2 separate regions of the Homo sapiens genome follow, and region 1 is linked to region 2. The links are chromatin contacts, found by Hi-C in ENCODE. All regions are on one chromosome and are shown on one strand. The core of a region is the stretch at or near the end of the contact, and the rest is flanking DNA. Distances in the headings are between cores, read along the strand shown. Region 1 holds the start of SLC38A5 (solute carrier family 38 member 5). Region 2 holds the start of UBA1 (ubiquitin like modifier activating enzyme 1).

Evidence for each region. A loop is a pair of places that touch in the nucleus more often than their neighbours do. Pooled maps may share reads with other maps.
Region 1: a loop to region 2 is called in a pooled map, with 3 times the contacts of the local background. The contact joins the promoter of SLC38A5 here to the promoter of UBA1 in region 2. A Hi-C loop is called at or near these places in 2 of 37 single-sample maps with no recorded cell type and 8 of 50 pooled maps.

Annotation. Positions count from the first base shown.
Region 1 is chrX:48,469,010-48,472,556 of GRCh38, reverse strand. SLC38A5 (solute carrier family 38 member 5) reads left to right here and starts at 2,297. Exons shown (of 17, transcript NM_033518.4): 1 at 2,297-2,375; 2 at 3,121-3,222.
Region 2 is chrX:47,192,041-47,197,042 of GRCh38, reverse strand. It overlaps UBA1 (ubiquitin like modifier activating enzyme 1), which reads right to left and starts at 3,214. Exons shown (of 26, transcript NM_003334.4): 1 at 3,019-3,214. RefSeq lists silencers at 2,942-3,091, 3,186-3,374 and an enhancer at 3,132-3,311.

The sequences.
Region 1 (3,547 bases), core at 1,048-3,547, 1.3 Mb before region 2:
ATCTGGGTCAAAGCCTCTAGTGACAGGTGTCTCTTTCCCTGGCCAGCTGGTAGCACAGATGTGTAATGGCTCTGGGTGGGGGAGGGGTATGAGGGGAGAGAGAAATCAGAGTAGATAGGAAAGGAGACAGAGGCTGGAGGAGGTTGGGCAGGAGTGTGTGCGCACGTGTGTGTGAATATGCTGAGTGTATCTCACCTGCCCGTTCTCAGCCACAGCCACACGTATGTGAGCTGTGCCTGCGTCTTCCTATGTAACTTGCCTGGTGCTGCGTTCTGTCTATGGCCGCCTGCCAAACTTGTGCTTTTTTTTTTTTTTTTTTTTGAGATGGAGTCTCACTCTGTCGCTTGGGCCGGAGTGCAGTGGCGCGATCTTGGCTCACTGCAACCTCCGCCTTCCAGGTTCAAGCAATTCTCTTGCCTCAGCCTCCCGAGTAGCTGGGATTACAGGAACCCGCCACCACGCCCAGCTAATTTTTTTTGTATTTTTAGTAGAGACGGGGTTTCGCCACGTTGGCCAGGCTGGTCTCGAACTACTGACCTCATGATTCACTCACCTTGGCCTCCCAAAGTGCTGGGATTACAGGCATGAACCACTGCACCCGGCCCAACTCATACCTTTTTTTTTTTTTTTTTTTTGGCAACCGTGTGCATTGGTACTGTCTGTCGGTGCAGTTCATCTATATGTTGTTGTGTGTGTGTGTTGCTTGGGTGTTTGTCTCCTTTGTAATGGTCGTGGGTGACAAGTGTGTCAGAGTACTTGTCCCTCCTATATGTGTATCTATGCGCACGTATCTTTCTTTGTGTGTCTGCTGCTGTATTTGTGTCTCTTCTTAGCGAGTGGCTGCAGGTATGTGTGCCCTCGGGGTGTTTCTTCTGGTGCCATGGTATGAGTACTATCTGGTTCTCTTGTTTTTTCCTTGTGTAGCTTTCAGTGTGGTTTCTGGATTTTTTCTTTGCAACGATAGTAAGCGTACTCTGCATTCCTGTGCTTTGTGTTTGTGTGCAGGTATATGCTTTCCCTATATGTTTCTTTTCTGACTTGATTTGTGACTAGCTGTGTGTGTACACGGCTGTGTGCAGCCATTTGCTGAAATGCAGTTGTGTGTGTGTGTGTGTGTGAGAGAGAGAGAGAGAGGAGAGAGAGAGAGAAGGAGACTATGGCTTTTCTGTTTGTACAAAAATCATGTCAGCCTATGAGTGCCTCTCTCTGTGACTGGAGCTGTATGTGGTTACATGTGGTCACAAGTGCACATTCAAGTTCACATACACAGAGATATCATTTTAGGGCTTGAACCTGGAAGTTTGCCTCCAGGGTCATCTGAACCTGGATTCAGGTTCAGATCCAGGGCCATCTGAACCTGGATCGTGTGTGTGGGAAAGACCCAGGACCCACACACAATGTCATCAGCTGTGTGTAATTGTGTGCTCTGTGTGTGGCTGTGAATCTGTGTGTGTGATTTGCCTGTTGATTGTCTTTGGCATGGCTGTGGGTCCACGGGCGGTGAGGTTCAGGAGTCTCGAGTGTCTGGAAATCGGCACAAGCCTATCCCTGTGTTAGTCTGTGCTCTCTGTGAGCGGCTCTGAGCCTGTCGGTATTGATAGCTGTAAGACTATCGTCACTCTGTGTGGCCACGTGTGTGACTGTCCCATGAGCCATTGCTCTTAACGTGCAGTGGTGAGTCTGTGTGTGTTCATGTCTGTCAGTCTTTATTCTCTTGTGTGGCTGTGAGTCTTTGTGCACCTCTGTGAGTGATGGCGAGTTGGCCCCCGTATCTGAGCCCCTTGATGGGGCTGTGATGGGTCCTGTTGTGTAGCTGCGATTCCTGAGTGTGCAGGAGTCTCTCTCCCGCTGTGGGGAAGTAAACGCCCCATCCCTTGTCCTCCTCCAACTGTGGGTGGGGTGAGGGCATCTAGGCCAGCTTTGAAGCCCCAGCCAGCTCCTGGCCTTTCCGGGAATTCTGTGTTCCCTGTCGGGGGTGGGCAGGCGGGCGAGGGGCCCAGACAGAGGCCTCTTGTCCACCTGGGCTTCAAGCAGCCCAGTCGAGGTGGTCCCAGACCCCAAGTCCACCCTGCCTGACATCCTGTAGCGGACACGTGGCTTGCCTGGGACAGGCATGCCTGTCATATGCCTGGAGGGGAGTGAACAGACGGACTCCCATAGAAGACAGACGGACAGACAGATAGTGGGACTTCTCAGGGCTTGGACAAGCCCCACCCCACGCTTGGGGTGGGGTCCAGGACTACAGTGCCCGCCCAGTTTGCGGACAGTGTGAGTTCACAGTCCACATTCCCCACCCAGCCACAAATGCCCTCCCTGCCTCCCTCTGGGGGCCCCCAAGATCTAGGGTCCTCTCGTGCCTAGGCTGTCTGCCTGAGGTCTGCCTGGAATAGCCTGGCTACTACCCCTGCACCTGTTCCCCTGCTGTCCCCAGGCCTCTCTGCCTGAATCTGCCTCTCTCTGCCTCTTTTCTCCTGTCCCTCCAGGAGTCTCTCTGCCTCAACCACTCTCTCTGCCCCTTCATCTCTCTGAGCTGGTGTGTCTGGTCCTACCCTCTGTTTGGGGAGCTGTCTGGCTCTGTCCCCCACCTCTTGGCCAGCCTGTGTCTCCTGTCTATGACTGAGCCCAATTGCCTGTTGCCTTTCTGCAGGTGTTTCCACGAGCCTATCCCTACCCACCTGTTTGTTTCTGAGTCTGCCTGTGTGTCCCTTTCTCCCTGTCTCTGCCTGTCTTCCAAGCTCCCCTAGCATCCCCTCCTCCCGCCCATCTGTCTTTCTGTCCCTTCTGTGGTCTGTCTGTTCCTGTGCTGTTTCTCATGCCTGCTTTCTTTGTAACTTCAGTTCTCCTACTCTCTCTCTGTCTCCTCTCTGCACCTTTTTCTGCCATCCATCCCATCCTGCTGTCCGTCTGCTCTGTGAGTCCATCCCCTCTGTCTGCCTGTCACTCTCTCTAGCTGTGGGTCTACACCCTCAATCTTTCAGGCCATTTCCCCCACCATCAACACACAAACAAACCGCTGTCTCCCTCCAAGTGGGTCCAGATAGGGGGCGCCCCTTCTCCACCTCTTCCCCCGCCCAGGGCCAGAAGGAGGGAAACGAAATTAAAATTAACATTTCTTCTCAGGAAAAAAAAAAAAGTACCGCTCCAGAGCAGGAGCCTAGGCAGCCGAGAGGGTGCCCGAACCTGAGTCTGAGTTGCGGCCACTTCAGGAGCTGAGAGGAGCAGGTAGGTGAGGAGGGAGCGTGGGCTGCGGGGATGGTGTTCCTGGGGGCCTGAGATATGAGTAGGGGTCCTGGGAGGGGGCTCGGGGTTCCTTGGAGACATTTTAGCACTAGTGGGGAATGGAATGGCGTGTATGGGGAGGTCCTTTTTGTACCCTGATCCCAGGAAGTGAATTCAGGTGTGGGTGGGAGGCTCCGGAGGGTGCTGGTGGTGGGGGATGGGACTCCTTGAGACCCTCCCTGTCCCAGGAACGGGATTCAGGACTTGGGAAAAGGATTTCCTGAGCCAGTTTGAGCTCTAATGGGGACCTTGAATGGGGGTTTCTGAG
Region 2 (5,002 bases), core at 1,965-4,464:
ACTGACTCTCTGACTGACCTGGGGTAGAGATCTCATTTCCTCTGAGCCTCATTTTCTCCAAAAGCTGGGACAAATGAAACTGTCTTCAAGGGGCTGCTGGCAGGGTTAAAGAAGCCAAGGTCTGTGGTCAGAACTCACTGACCTGAGGATGTGAGTTCCTCCCTGGGCACGTGTAGTGGCCTCTATTACTTAGTTATCTCCTTGCCTTGTCATTGGTCAGTTTGTTTGGGACATGCCATTTCCTCACTCCATAAATTAGAGATGATCCAGGGCCAGAGAGCACTTTAATATCTGGACATTTCACCTCTGGATCCCCAGTGCAGGCAGCAAGAGTCTAAGAAGTTTCAGATGATTGTTCAAGTGGATTTTGACTGCAAAGGTTTGGAACAGCCCTGTCTCAAGGCAAGCAGGAGTCTGGGACAGAAACTCTGCAGAGGAGCTAAAGATCCCCCACCCCCAGCAGAAAAACAATCTACACCCTTCCTACCTCAACATTTGCTCAGGCCCCCACCATAACATACACACTGTGAACTGTTTGGCAAAGCTGAGCTGTGGCTTAGTTTCTAAACATACCTGAGTCTCCAAACTGAAGATTTTCAAGCGTAAGCATTCTCTATTCCCAAACCAGAGGGTTTGAGGGAGGAGTCTTGGAGGTGTGAGAGGAGGCAGGTTAGCAGGATGGAGAAGCTAGGGCATAGAGAAGGGGGGCTGGAGCATGTCAAGCTTTCTGGGAGGGGTTAACTGAGAAGTCCATGGGAACGTGAGAGGAGAATCAGGAAGTGGGTGTCTAAGAGCAAGGAGGCTCTGAGACAAATGGGAAAGGAGATGTTAGAAGTCCTGGGAGGGAAAGGACTAGGCTAGGGTATTAGGAAAAGACTCAAATTCGGATCTCTGGAAAAGGATCTTTTGGAGAAAGGCTGAAAAATTGCAGTGGAGGCCCCCAAGGCTGCAAGGAGGTAGGAGGACAGTTGCTGGGCCCCATGGAAGCTGCAAAGGGAATGGGTGGGGGATTCTAGAGTCTGAGGAGGCAGCAGGAAGATGTTGGGGTCTGGGGGGAGAGGCAGCCTCCATCAGGAGGATGTTGAGGCTCTGGAGGACTCTGGAGACAGATGCTGGTAGCAGAGAGAAATCTTTAACCAAAAATAATAGATAGGGACATGCAAGAGGAGAGGTGTATCTGACATTCCTACTACAGAGTCCCAGGAGGCTGTGAGGGTGGATGGTGAGGGGCTGGGAGAGGTTTCTAATGGAACACAAAGGCCCTGTGTCAATCTCTGACAGGACATGCTAGGTATCACAGCTGCTCTGAGGGTGTGGAAACGGGAAGCTGGGCCCAGATAGTGCAGGCCTTAAAAAGGTTAATAAGCAAACACTGGCTAGGTCCCCAAATGGGGTTGGGTTTCTCTGACCAATTATGTAGGACCCCATGGAGGCGCTGAAGGTAGATGCTGAGAAGAGGGTTTTCTACTGCAGTAGAAAACAAGAGGGCCATGGCCAGGCGCGGTGGCTCACGCCTGCAATCCCAGCACTTTGGGAGGCCGAGGCAGGTGGATCACCTGAGGTCAGGAGTTCGAGACCAGCCTGGGCAATATGGTGAAACCCCATCTCTACTAAAAATACAAAAAATTAGCCAGGCGTGGTGGTGCATGCCTGTAATCCCAGCTACTCGGGAGGCTGAGGCAGGAGAATCGCTTGAACCCAGGAGGTGGAGGTTGCAGTGAGCTGAGATGGCGCCACTGCACTCCAGCCTGGACGACATAGTGAAACAATTCTGTCTCGGAAAAAAGAAAAAGAAAAAGAAAACAAGAAGGCCTGTGGGGGGAAGGGACATCTGACAATGATCCTGGGGTCCAAGGAGGCTGAAAGCAGAAGCTGAAAACCCCTGACTGCAGACGTTAGGGACCTTGAAACGATCTGAGGGCAGATTCTGAGGCCTGATGTGAGGATAAGGGATCTGTGAAAAAAGCAGCTAGAACCCAGGTTGGTTTTTGAAGGCAGAGGCTGGGTCTAGGGTGGGGTTGGGGAGGCGAGTCTCTGATGGAAGGGGCTAGAAGCCAACGGGATCTGCAAGAGCAGATGCTCGCAGGGGCTCTTTGATGGAGGATTATGTATCCAAACAGTTCCTCCCTGGTATCTGGTGCACTGGAAGGCTCTGGGGGTTCAAGGTGCCTGATGGGGAAGATGCTGAGGCCTCTCAGTAGTCTCTGAATACTGGAAGTATAAAAAGCGAGAAATTCCATAAAAGTAGAGAAAGTGTCAAAGGACAGAGTCTAGGAATTGAAGAGTCTCTCAAGGCAGATGGTAAGAGGGGTCTCTGAGTAGAAATACTGGGCAGAGTCTCTGATGGAAGATGCTAGGGCCAGGGTGGGGTTAGGAGACCTGACGTGTGGCGAAGAGGGGCCCCCGACACAAAGGCCAGGCCCAAATGGCCTTTCACAGGGTCTAGTACCCCTGGAAGCTCTGAGCGCGGCTAGCATGTGTGTGGGATGGGGGTCTGAAGGAAAATGCTAAAGAGGACTCTCTTACAGAGATAAAGGGCCTATGGACCCCTTCGAGATCTAGCCCGTCCTGGAAGCCTTGAGGACAAATACTGAGAAGCTAGGAAGTGTCTCAAAGGAGATTCTGGGGCAGGTCTTTAACGGCATTCAATGGTGAGGAGCTCTGATCAGCAATGCTGATCCACGTAAATCTCTATTGGAGACTGGGGAAGAGTTCTGATCTGAGATACAAGGTTCGGGACGGAGTCAGGTCCCAGACTAGAGATGTTGGGCGTGAGTCTCTAAAAGCACATCCTGGGGGTCCGACTCCAAGGTCAGATTTTGCAACCAGAGGGAGCCGGAGTGGTCCTGGCCGGGGAAAGTCGGCCCCGCCCCAGGATCCGCTCCCCCTCCCTACTCCGCTGATTCCTGGCTCCCGAGTCACCGCGGCCCGCCCCGACAGCAGCGTGGCTCAGGGCCCTCCAGTGCCTCCCCGAAACCCCTGCCCAGGGCGAGGCGCAGTGAAAGGACGTTTTTTTACCAATGCCGGTTCCCCGGGTCGCGCCGCCGCCAACTCCTCAAGGAGCCGAAGCCAAGCCCGGCCGCCACCCTCCTCCTTCTCCTCCTCCCCGCCGCCTGGGCCGCCTAGAATCGCCGCTGCCGCCTTCTCCTCCCCCGGCCGTTGTGGTTGTGGTTGTCCCTGCCACCTCCTTACAGCCGAGCCGCCGACACAAGATGGCGGACGCTGAGCCTGGGGCCGGAACAAAACCTTGGGCCCCACCCCCAGAAACCCGGATGCAAGCGGGCCGCGCCTACTTATGAATCATGCATAAAGTTCCCTACTCGGTTGCGATTCATTCGGTTAGAAGTGGAACAGCACCACCTGGTGGACATTGTGGCAGTAACAACGAAAACAGGTAAAACAGAGGCCACGCCTCATGGAATGCGACTAATGAATGAATTGTTGCAGCCAGGCTGTCAAGGAAGCGAAGAAAAACCGTTAAGGCCATGCTTCCTGATTATAAGTTATGCATGAAGTTGAGTGGTTGGTAGACTAACAACCAGCAACCAGAAAGCAGATGTTAAAACATGGAAGCCACACACCCCCATTCATGAATAATGATGATCTTGCAGGGGCCCGGAAGCCAAGGAGACCCAGGCCACAACTTACTCATGAATAATGCATGAGGCCCAGTGGGTTGGAATAAAAGGGGCACGCCCGCCTATTGCTGCATCTAATACACTGTAAGCAGGGAAATGGGGCTGCTGCAGGGAAAACACACTCTCCCAGGTCCTGAATAATGAATTATGCTGCTGCAGTAGCTCAACCTGGAAACTCAGAGAGGTCAAGAAAGGTTCCACCCAATTTATGAATTATGCATAAGGCGAAGAAACACCCAAGACTGCCCTGCCCAGCAAATAGGGATTACGATGCTATAGCCAAGGCAAAGTGAGCACGCCTTCCTGTTCATGAATAATGAAAGATGTCACTGCAGTGCCACCAGAAAACCCAGGGGACGTGTACTCCCTGCCCCCACCTCCCCTCTCCACGCCTCCCTCCATTCTCCCCGCCTCAGGAACAAGGGCTGCCTTGGTCCAATCAAACCCAAACTCACTACATGTCTTTGGCAGGTGCCTCAGTTTCCACAACTGTAAAATGAGGATAGTAATGTGTTATTATGAAAATCAGATGACGCCTGTAATCCCAGCACTTTAGGAGGCCGAGGCGGGTGGATCACCTGAGGTCAGGAATTGGAGACCAGCCTGGCCAAGATGGTGAAACCCTGTCTCTACTAAAAATACAAAAATTAGCTGGGCATGTTGGCGGGCGCCTGTAATCCCAGCTACTGGGGAGGCTGAGGCAGGAGAATCGCTTGAACTCGGGAAGCAGAGGTTGCAGTCAGCCGAGATCGCGCCATTGCACTCCAGCTTGGGCGACAAGAGAGAAACTCCGTCTCAAACAAAAGAAAATCAGAGAATATAAATTATGGGATGAGCCTTAGAACATTGCTGGCACAAGGCACTGTTAAATTTTTAAAATATTATATATTAATATAAAAGTAATATGTTAAGATATGTAAATATATATTTACATTAATATAAAATTAGTTATGAATACTCAGCCACTAGAGAAACCCCCAACTTGGGCCACTGCTTCCCCATCCATAAAATAGGAATAACAGCAACTTACCTTGCGATGGAGTTTAAATGAAGAAATAAGTAGAAAGGGCTTAGACCAGTGCCTGGCACATGCTAAGTGTTATATTAGTAGTAGTAGTACTATCAAATGGCGGCGCAGGGGAATGGGGAGGGGAGACATTATGGCATCTGGTTAAGACTACAGATTGCGGAACTAGACCCCAATTTGAATCCCGGCCCAGCCACTCACTGATTGTGTGACCTTAGGCAAATTACTTAGCCTTCCTGTGTCCCAGTTTCCTTATCTATAAAGTGGGGGTAATAATGACCTACCTCCTAGGATTGTCGTGAAGATTAAATGCGCTAAGTAGCTAAACGAGTGTAAG